Linked DNA regions of Mus musculus: all the other regions are linked to region 2. A link is a contact called in ENCODE POLR2A ChIA-PET data. All regions are on one chromosome and are shown on one strand. Each heading gives the region's core, a stretch centred on a gene start or an enhancer-like site at or near the end of the contact. The rest is flanking DNA. Distances are from core to core; before and after follow the strand shown. Region 1 overlaps Kirrel (kirre like nephrin family adhesion molecule 1). Region 2 overlaps Kirrel (kirre like nephrin family adhesion molecule 1). Region 3 holds the start of Kirrel (kirre like nephrin family adhesion molecule 1).

What was found. ChIA-PET counts read pairs that join two places held with the same protein, here RNA polymerase II (POLR2A).
Region 1: POLR2A ChIA-PET joins it to region 2 with 34 read pairs in Patski. The contact joins two enhancer-like sites. POLR2A ChIA-PET finds 5 or more read pairs at or near these places in 3 of 5 experiments (Patski and embryonic stem cell).
Region 3: POLR2A ChIA-PET joins it to region 2 with 16 read pairs in Patski. The contact joins the promoter of Kirrel here to the enhancer-like site in region 2. POLR2A ChIA-PET finds 5 or more read pairs at or near these places in 2 of 5 experiments (Patski and embryonic stem cell).

What each region holds. Positions count from the first base shown.
Region 1 is chr3:87,148,614-87,151,793 of GRCm38, forward strand. All of the region lies in intron 1 of Kirrel (kirre like nephrin family adhesion molecule 1), which reads right to left. Among named protein-coding and RNA genes, the nearest start is that of Kirrel, 24 kb to the right of the region's middle. RefSeq lists an enhancer at 939-3,180. Within about 2 kb of position 1,508, at least 1 of the 3 ENCODE cell types and tissues checked has a DNase peak (open chromatin) inside an H3K27ac peak, as active enhancers do.
Region 2 is chr3:87,113,389-87,116,444 of GRCm38, forward strand. The region is part of intron 2 of Kirrel (kirre like nephrin family adhesion molecule 1); the gene reads right to left. Among named protein-coding and RNA genes, the nearest start is that of Gm24472, 48 kb to the left of the region's middle. Within about 2 kb of position 1,528, at least 1 of the 3 ENCODE cell types and tissues checked has a DNase peak (open chromatin) inside an H3K27ac peak, as active enhancers do.
Region 3 is chr3:87,172,365-87,175,806 of GRCm38, forward strand. Kirrel (kirre like nephrin family adhesion molecule 1) reads right to left here and starts at 2,173. Exons shown (of 16, transcript NM_001170985.2): 1 at 2,032-2,173.

The sequences.
Region 1 (3,180 bases), core at 258-2,757, 35 kb after region 2:
TTTATATCTATATATCTATATCTAGCTATATATGTAACAATGGGCATTCTTCTGAAAGCTTCAGGTTAACAGTGGGACTAAGGAGAGTCCCACCCATTCCTTCCACTACTGTCATGCTATAAAGCTCCTAAGGGCCTTGTGGTCTTCTCCAGAAGGTGAGACTACAGAAAGGTAAAAACATACAAATGTAACGTATTATGGGAAGGAGATGCTACCCAGTGGAGACTCATGGGTAAGGATGCTTCTTTCCACCCACAGACATACAAACAAGTTACAGGTAAGAGGAGCTTCAGCGACTACTGCTCATCACCTTTAAATCCAGCAGGGACGCAGAGGCAGTCAGGTCTATGTGAGATCGAAGGGCAGCCTGGCCACAATATGGAGGTCCAGGCTAGTCAAAGCCACATAGTAAGACCTTGCCACACCCCCCCCCAAAAAAAAAGAAAGAAAAGAAAAAATAAAAGTAAAGAAAAAAGTTTTGCCCAGCCCAAGTTTGTCATGTTAGGACTGTTGGAGGCCCGAGGAGGTTAGATAGTTTTTACAAAGTTAAGAGCAGACTCAGGAAGAAAACGAAGATGCAGGGTACCTGGAGAGTCAAAACCAGAGGAGTGAAGCAGCCAAGAGGAAAGTGCACAGCACGGAGCCAGTCGGGTGGCTTCTGCTCTCTCAGTGAACCCTGGGTCGTGGTCACCGAGAATGGGGACACAGTTGGAAGAATGAAAATATCTCATATTTCTCATTCCCAAAACGGACAGCTCTGGGACACAGCGTTTCTGACCCAATGATTGAGGCTTTGATTGAGATGGCAGCCCACACTGGTCATTTTTAGGCTGTTGAGGTTGGGTCCACAACCTTCTAGGCTCAGCCCATGTCCCAGAATGGGTAGCGACAGCAAGAATCACAGCGGATATGGGCTGCTGCTTCTTCCTCCTCAGACCCACAATTCCTCCGCTCTCGAGGCAGCCCTATCATCAGCTGTAATGAAACACGGATCTCAGTCATCTACCGTCTATCACGCCACACCAGCAGGGGTGTGGGCCACACTGAGGTCAGTTCTGATTGGCGCTGGAACTCGTGGTGGAGAATTTTTAGCAGCAACTATTATCCTATAGGGAAGATAGCACACACACACACACACACACACACACACACACACACACACATACATACATACACGGTTTTCATCTTCTCAGAGTACATGTTACATGACAGCATAAATTGCTGAGCTGGAGGACAAACCAGACTGTGTACTGAACATTCATTACAGAGACTCGACAAATGGATAATCTAACCCCCCAGGACAGGGATGTTAACTCAACAAGGTTGCTATTCTTCCCAATTGTGTGTGTGTGTGTGTGTGTGTGTGTGTGTGTGTGTGTGTGTGTGTGTGTGTACACTTACTGTAGAGCAGCTGCTCTGACACTCCACTATGAGGTTAATAACATAACCAAGCCACATTCTGTCTCCTGAAGATCAGAGAGCACCGGGCAGTAAACAGCTCACTCTAGTTCAGCAGGGACAGAATCTACAGAGGTACAGGCAGTTGCTCTGGAAGCCCAAGGGGATGGAGCAGTTATTCTTTGGGAAACTGAGAGGGCTCCCTGGAGGGCTTGCAAAACGCATCTGGATGGCAGACTGGGCAGAGGCGGCCTGGACTGCCCTGCGCAGGACACGGAGGGGAGACATGCAAACAGACCCCTACAGCCTAGTGACTTAGGAGGGATCTCATCCCAGGTGAGGCAAAGCACAAGCCTCAGGGGTGTCTAGACAGACAGACAGACACTCCTGCCCACTGCTTGCAGCCACCCCTATCTCCTCTTAGTGAGCTTCTTCTTAAGGAACTTTCCTCTCACTGAGAGCTGAAAGAAAGAAAAAAATTCACCCTGGGAACAAATTCCTGTGCGAGTCCACAACAGTTTATTTTCAACTTCAAAATTACTCAATTCAGCACTAATTTTTCTGGGATTCCCACATCTGGGGACTTTTTCTTTGGGAAGATTGTTACAGTGGGGGCTTTTGTTTCAGCCGGCCGCCCCTCTAAACTCTTTTAATTGAGCCTGTTTTAAAACAAAGGGAAAAGAATCAGGAGAGGAGGCAGCTCCCTTTGCCTCCAGCCCCTTGCCCCAGCTCTGCGGTTAACACTCAGCAATGATCCTACAAGCCTGGAATCTGAGGAATTTCCTGCCTGTGCTCCCTGGAAGAGCCGAGAGAGAACCTAGCAATTAGGCCTCCAGTTTCCATTCCTGCCTTCTTCCACCACAGCCAGTGGACTGAGCGAAAAGCTGGTGGAGGGCCTGGGAGGACCGCATCTGTACGGTCCTGCGGCTGAGACAGCGGTGCCCAAGGTTACTCTCTCCTTCCTTTCTCGCCGATCAATCACATCTTTTCCTTTGTCTGCCTGAGAGAGTGGGAACAGTAAGGGACACGAAGAGTTGTAATCCTTCCCGAAGCCATCTTGTTTCTCTGCAGTGTTTCTCTCCCCTCAACACCACAGGAGTCCAGGCACTCCGAGGCTGCCCACCCCATCCTCTGGGGCTATTGTCATTCGCCCTAAGCCCACATGCTCGTCACGGGTCTGTTCCAGGGAGCGGGTCACAGGACTGCCTGCCCCAGGCAGTATGTCTGCCTAAGGGATTTCTAAGAGGCAGGTTAGAGGCTGTGGACCTCTGTATTTTGGTTCAACTTAGAGACAGAGAGGCAAGAAGATGAAAGGCATTCCCAGGTTGTCTGAAGGAACCACACACAGGTTTTGTGGGTGCTGCAGCAGCTGTGTGTAGCAGAAGCAAATTTTTCTTTTAATTATGTTTAGCTCCGGCTAACATTGAAATCAGGTCCTATGTTCTCTCAACTTATCAATTGGTGGCTGGATTCCAGGTACTAGGGCAAAAGCAGCCTGGGACTTAAAAACTTGCCACAAATAGTTCCCAAACTGGCCAAGCCAATCCCTTAGCAGGGCCTGCTAGGCCACATCTGTGTGGCCTCCTGCCAGAGTGCTGTCCCCCACTTCCCTACCCCTGTAGACTCTAGAGATCCCTGCAGTCCAGGGTCCTGCTGGCAGCACTTCCTCATTCTAGCTGTCTCACAGCACTGTATCCCTAGCTTATATGGAACCTACTTTACAGCAAAGGGTATTCTGAAACCCCTGATCCTCCTGACTCAGCATCTCGTGCTGAGTGGGAA
Region 2 (3,056 bases), core at 278-2,777:
GGAGCAGGCTCCTCCCTCTGAGCCCTGGTCTTCCTTCTGACATCTCCCTCGGAGCCTTCCACATCTTTCTGGAACTGTCCCTGTGGCGCCTGAGAAAGGAGGTAAGTATTATGTCCTGCTCTTGTCACAGCCAGATCTGATTACCGGCATGGGTGATGGACATGGTAGGCTGGGTCCTTAGCTCCTGGAGTGGGGTGATGGAGTTAGCTGTGGTTCTTTCTTTCTTTTTTAATTAGATATTTTCTTTATTTACACTTCAAATGTTATCCCCTTTCCTAGTTTCCCCGCTGAAAATCCCCTATCCCCCTCCCTTCCCCTTCTCCCCAACCTACCCACTCCCATTCCTGGCCCTGGCATTCCCCTATACTGGGGCTTAGAGCCTTCACAGGACCTAGGGCCTCTCCTCCCTTTGATGACCATCCGCTGCTACATATACAGCTACAGTCACAAGTTCCACGATGTGTTTTCTTTGATTGGTGATATAGTTCCAAGTAGTTCTGGAGGTTCATATTGATATTCCTCCTATGGGGCTTCAGTCCCTTTCAGCTCCCTGGGCATTTCTCTGACTCCTTCATTGGGGACCTTGTGCTCCATCCAATGGATGACTGTGAACATCCACTTCTGTATTTGCCCAGCACTGGCAGAGCCTCACAGGAGACAGCTATATCAGGCTCCTGTCAGCAGGCTTTTGTTGGCATCTGCCTAGTGACTGGGTTTGGTGATTGTTTATGGGGTGGATCCCCAAGTGGGGCAGTCTCTGGATGGTCGTTCCTTCAGGCTCTGCTCCAAACTTTGTCTCTATAACTCTTTCCATGGGTATTTTGTTCCCCATTCTAAGGAGGAACTAAGTATCCACACTTTGGTCTTCCTTCTTTTTGAGTTTCATGTGTTTTGCAAATTATATCTTGAGTATTCTAAGTTTCTAGGCTAATATCCACTTGTCAGTGAGTGTATATCATATGTGTTCTTTTGTGATTGAGTTACCTCACTCAGGATAATATCCTCCAGATCCATCCATTTACCTAAGAATTTCATAAATTCATTGTTTTTAATAGAGGAGTAGTACTCCATTGTGTAAATGTACTGTGGTTCCTTCTTTAGGGAAAGAGCCATCCAGACATCCTCTGGAACATACATTCATGAGAGATGTCTCCCTAACCAAGATCTCAGGGAAACTGATAAAGAAAACCACTTCCGGCCTCAGCAGCATCCTTTCTTTTTCATATATATGGGTATTTTTCCTTGTGTTTGTCTGTGCACCACGTGTATATAGTGCCCAAGGAGGCCAGAAAAAGGTGCCAGGCTCCCTAAGAGTAAGTTGAGGACAGTTGCTAGGCAACATGTGTGTGCTGAGAATAGAACTCTGGTTTTTCAGAAAACTAGCCAGTAGTCTAAACCACTCAGCCATCTCTCTAGATTCGAACCGTTCTTTGACCTAAACTGTTTTGAGCCCAGAACATCTGCACTCAGTTCCGAATCTGGAGGCAAGCAGCATCAAAAGCCAACTGGACGTCTCCAGCCCCTGGGTGGGACCTGCAGTCTCTGGCCGGCTATCAGTGGAATGAGGAGCACTTGGGAGGAGGGGAGCAGAGCATGTGGCTCTGCTCTTGGCTAATGGCCTCCATGCATTCCTCAATGACAGAAGTGGGCCCTGGAAGCCCGGAGAGGGCCGAGAGGGAGGGAAGGACAGCGAGAAAGTTCAGAACAATAAGGAAGGATTCTTGATAATTCCTCAGCTATGGTGTCATCTATAAAAGGACTGGAACACAAGCGACCCAGAGGGAAAACCTGGTAAGAAACTGTCCTTCTGGGAAGTGAAAGGACTGATAGGGTTGAGGGCAGGGGAGAAGTATCCATCCCTCAGGCACTACAAAACCTGAAAGCAGCAAGCAGCACAAAGTGCAAACAAGCCCCGAGCCCTTAGGCCTGACTCTACTACAAGGCACCACTGTCCAGACACAGGTGCCACAAGTGTGGCTAAAGTTCAGCACTCCATGAAGAACGTTAGGCGGACAGCTGAAATATCTATCCCTCCCAAAAACACCTCCCTGACCTGCCCTGTGAACCAAAGACGTCTCTTTACCCGATAACTCACTGGGGAATTGTCTGAAGAAACACAGTCACCATGAAAGGTTAGAGTACACCCCCTGGTGACTAGCAGCATCGATCGAGTGCGTTGAGGTTCTGAGACTCTGAACTGTTATTGCCAAAGGCAGGAGGTCTCCTGGAACCCCAGACTGCCTACAGATTAATATGATTGCCCATACAAATGCAGAATAATCATGGGCCTTGCAGTGGCCTGGAACTGGGTGGGGTGGGGTAGTGGTGGAGTGGGGAGCTGTTTCAAAGAGGGCAGTATGGGAGGCAGACACTGTCACAGTTAGAGCAGCTAACTTTTGGGAAGGAGCAAGGGGGGAAACTGGAATGGCTACGGAAACATCTCCTTTCCTTCTTCATTCTCCAGCTCACCCTGGGATTCCCCTGGTCTTTGGATAGATGGTGGGAAAAGACTTAGTGGTTTGTAAGCAGAGAAGAATTCTAGATCTGGCAAAAGGCCTGAAGGAGTAAAGAGACAAGGGTACTTCCTCTGTCCCTTTCCTGCTGTGGCCCTGGGCACTCAGGAGAGCTGGCCCTGCCCCCTGCCTGGGCAGTGTGGAAGAGCTGACCCTGGTGGCATGGGTGTAGAAGCTGGCCTTGCTGGACAGCTAGCTCTGCCCCTCAGCGAGGCAGGAGACTTAGCCCTGGTGGCTTGGGTGTGGGAGAGCTGGCAGGCTGATCAACTCAGCTACCACCCAGGCCCAGAATCAGGGCTTTGAGTTGGCCCACCCCAGCATCTACCCCACTTATGAACTGCGGAAGCACAACAAAGGGGCCAGTCCTGTAGCACCACAGCTTCAGGATCTCCATGACACAAAACAACAACAGGATATCTGAGAGGAGTCCCAGTGAGGTTCCAGTATTGATAGGGTAACAGAAGCCAAAGACCTCGAACCAGACCGTGACTCACTGCACAGAACATTTGCAAGTAAATATCTGGGCAAAAGGGTGTAATGTGT
Region 3 (3,442 bases), core at 923-3,422, 60 kb after region 2:
CCAGCTCACAGCCAACCACCCTGTGTACTCTCCCTGCCTCGTCCTCAGCTTGCCAGTGTCCCCATGTCCCCATTTCTCCCCTAAGGGTCTCCTCCCCAACCCTCCGCCGAGGAGCGAGCGGCTCTCCTGACTCCCCTCTCTCCCTTTGCTTTCCTCCCCAAACACACATCTGCACCCCTCTGCAGTTCTGGCTTTCACCTCTGATAAGAGTCAAGTAGGCTGGGATTCGGTTGCCTTCCCTAGCCACACCCACCCACAATGATGGACAGGTACTCGGCAAGCATTTTTTTCCCTGACCTCCAGTCAGCCGGGATTCAAGCTACATGTCTCTCATGTTTGCTAACTGCAGCTTCTGTTTCTTAAAGCTCGTTCTACTTGGTTGGAATATGAGGGCTGCAAGAGAGGGGCAGAGAGATGCCTGCTTCTGACACCTATCAGAACTGACACAGCTGCCCCTCGACCGGCCATGCTCTTCCCCTCCCCCTCTCCAGCAACCTGGCTTGAACAAAGTCAGAACTTAACTTATCTTCCCAACTTTCTGACAAGTGGCCAACCTGAAACCAGGCCTTCTTTTCTCCCTCCCCCTAACTCGACTCCTGCTCTCACACAGCGGATGTGCGCCTTCTCATGTTCTAAGAGGGTCCTGAGGCTCCAGGGAGGGAAAGGGAATTGAGACCCCTAAGCTAAGCCAAGCTTTGCCTTCCGAGCTGGAGGAGAGAGGGCTAGCAAAGGGGAGGGGGGTCCAGTGGAGCACCCCACCCCCTACACACACACACACACACACACACACACACACACACACCATTCAGGAGAGGAAGAGAGCTGGCCAATGCCTGGGGCTCTTTCCATTCTGCGGCTTCTCTCTTTCCAGATCACTCACCCACCCCAGTGAGAGACCACCTCCTCCATTTTGAAGACTGTAACATCTCTGTAGGCGCCTGCCTATAAGAATGTCTGCCCCAAGTTTCTTTGTTTGCTCCATGGCTGGGGTGTGTGGAAGCAATTCTGTGTGAGTGAGTGCTATGTCCTTTGAATGTAGGAAACATGTATGTACAGTTTAAGTTTGATGCCAGGGTATAACTAGGCAAGTGTGTGTCAGCTTAGAAGAGGAATCTTCCTTCTTCAGAGGTGTCAATCAGTGTCTTTGTGTATGTGTCTGTCTCCATGTGTGTGTGTGTGTGGGTGGTGGGGGGGTCTCCTTAGGTGAGTAGTCTGTCTCCATGTCTCTGTTGGAAGCTATCTGTGTGTCTGATTTCTGTGCTCCAGTTCAGGCGAGGGGCTCGACAGTGTTAAATCTTCCTTGGAGTCAGTCTCAGGAGGCAAAAGCCTTTTCCTGCAGACCCCAGGCCTGGCTGGGGTTTGGACCCTTGGTTCCTTCACGTGCATCCAGCCCAGTGTACCTGAATGCACTCATCTCTCTCCCACTCTTCCTACCAGCTCTGCCCAGCTAGTTCCAAAGGAGCCTCAGAAACCTGCACTTTTCTGACCCGAAGTGAGTGCCTGGCTCAGTCAACTCCCCTTCCCCTGAACCCAGACAACCCTGGTATCTAGACTTCTATCTCCCACCCACAACCTCCAGGGCGGGGGACCGAATATAGCCTTCCTTTGAGGGGCAGCCCCAAGCAGTATGCAGCCGCACATCAGATGAAGGTGACTGTAGGCTGGATTGGGGTAGCAGGATCCCTCAGCCTCATCTTAGGAAGCCTGCGTCTGTGTTTTCCACGCACTCCGCCCCCCAAATCTGAAATCAAATCCCATCTCCTCCCAGCCTTTCTCTTGCCCAGGACCCAGTAGTCCGGCCCTGGGCCCAGGAAGTGGAGGGATGGAGGAAGGACCGCCAGGAACTGGAGGAAAGACTTTGAGCACTCCGATCCCTTTTCTACTCGGATCTCGGCTTTTGCGACCTAAGTTCTCTGTTCTCCCGCGCAGCCAGAGGAAGCAAGTTGGGCCGCTTCACCAAGAACTCCTCGGTGTTCTCCCGGAAACTCCACGCCCGTTCCCTGGACTCCCTAGCCCGCGGCTGGGGCTTACCTTGTGAGAAAGTGTTGTAGAGAGTGAGGATCCAGATGAGGAGGCTCAGCATGCTGTCCGCCCGCCGCTGGGCCCCAGTCGGCGCGAGCGGGGCCGCCGCTGGCTCTCTCTCCTCCCTCCCGCCCTTGCACACAAGGCGCACACTCGCTTGCCTCTCTAGCCGCCGGCTCGCTCCCCTGGCCCCTCCTCTCGTCCCGCGCCCCCTAATAATTTCTGCCCTCCGGCTTTATCTCTCGGGGCCTCTCTCAACCTCCGCGCCGCGCGCTCTCTCTCCCTCTCCCTCTCTTCCCTCCCCGGCTCCCTCCCTCTCTTCCTGACGTCTGCTCTCCCTCCGACGGCGCCTCCCTCCACTGCCCTCCCCTGGTCCCCCAACGCGCGCGCACACACTCGCTCCGCTCGCTGGAACCGAGATGGGAGGAGAGCAAAGAGAAAGGAATTGAGGGCAGAGGCAAGGGGTGGGGAGGGGTGGGGAGAACGAGGCGTCGCAGGCTCTGGAGCAAGGACCGCTGGGTCCTGGCCCACCAGTGCTTGGTGCGAGACCTACTTTTACCCCCAGTGGTGTAACTGAGCCGGGCATGGGGTGGCAGCCAGGACTGAGGACGAACCTTCATCAATTTGGATGACTGTGTTAGGAGGGGTGTGCTTCTTATGCGTCTGGGGGATGGGGGTGTAAAAGCTTTAAGATCTCTTCTTCGTTTTAATCCCAAACCCCAGAATCTAACCCTAGATGCCTAAATTAAGAATTCTCAATTAACTCGAGAGTGTTGGAGAGGGAGAAGCTCTTCTTGCCTACAAATCTCAGGCTGGAGAAATCTTGACTGTCTTTGAGCCCCTTCTGAGGGCTTCAGCCAGCCACATTGAGGCCCGCCTCAGCGCTGGAGTCCGTAGCAGCCATGAAGAGGCGCAGTTAACTCTTCCTTTGTTCACCCCAGACATTTATCTATCCGGAGGGAAAACCAAAGAACTCGGTGGCTTTCTCTTGTGCCTCCCCGAAGGCTTGCTACAGAAGGCAGCCACTGATCGATCTCTAAGCACTCAGGAACTTGAGGTGCACTGGGGTGAAGACATGGAGAATCGAAATAGAAGTGCATTCGGGTGGGTTCTCCAGTCCAGAACCCAGTGTAGTAGCCACCTCCTCTCCCAATCCCTAAATACATCCTTCTGCTCACTGGGCTGCTGAGTGTGGGAGAAATAATAGAAACACAGGAATTGCACAACTTTGCAATTACGCCCATCTGGAGAGGCCTCCACCTCTTCCTTCTCATATTCTAGATCTCCTGAGTCCCTAAAAGCTCCTGGCCAAGATAGCTTTATCTTCAGGCTTGGAACTAAGGCACACAGCTCTAGTGCCCTCTGCTGATATGAGATGGGCACAGTTTCCTCAAAAAATCTTGACAGTTAGATTGAGTGA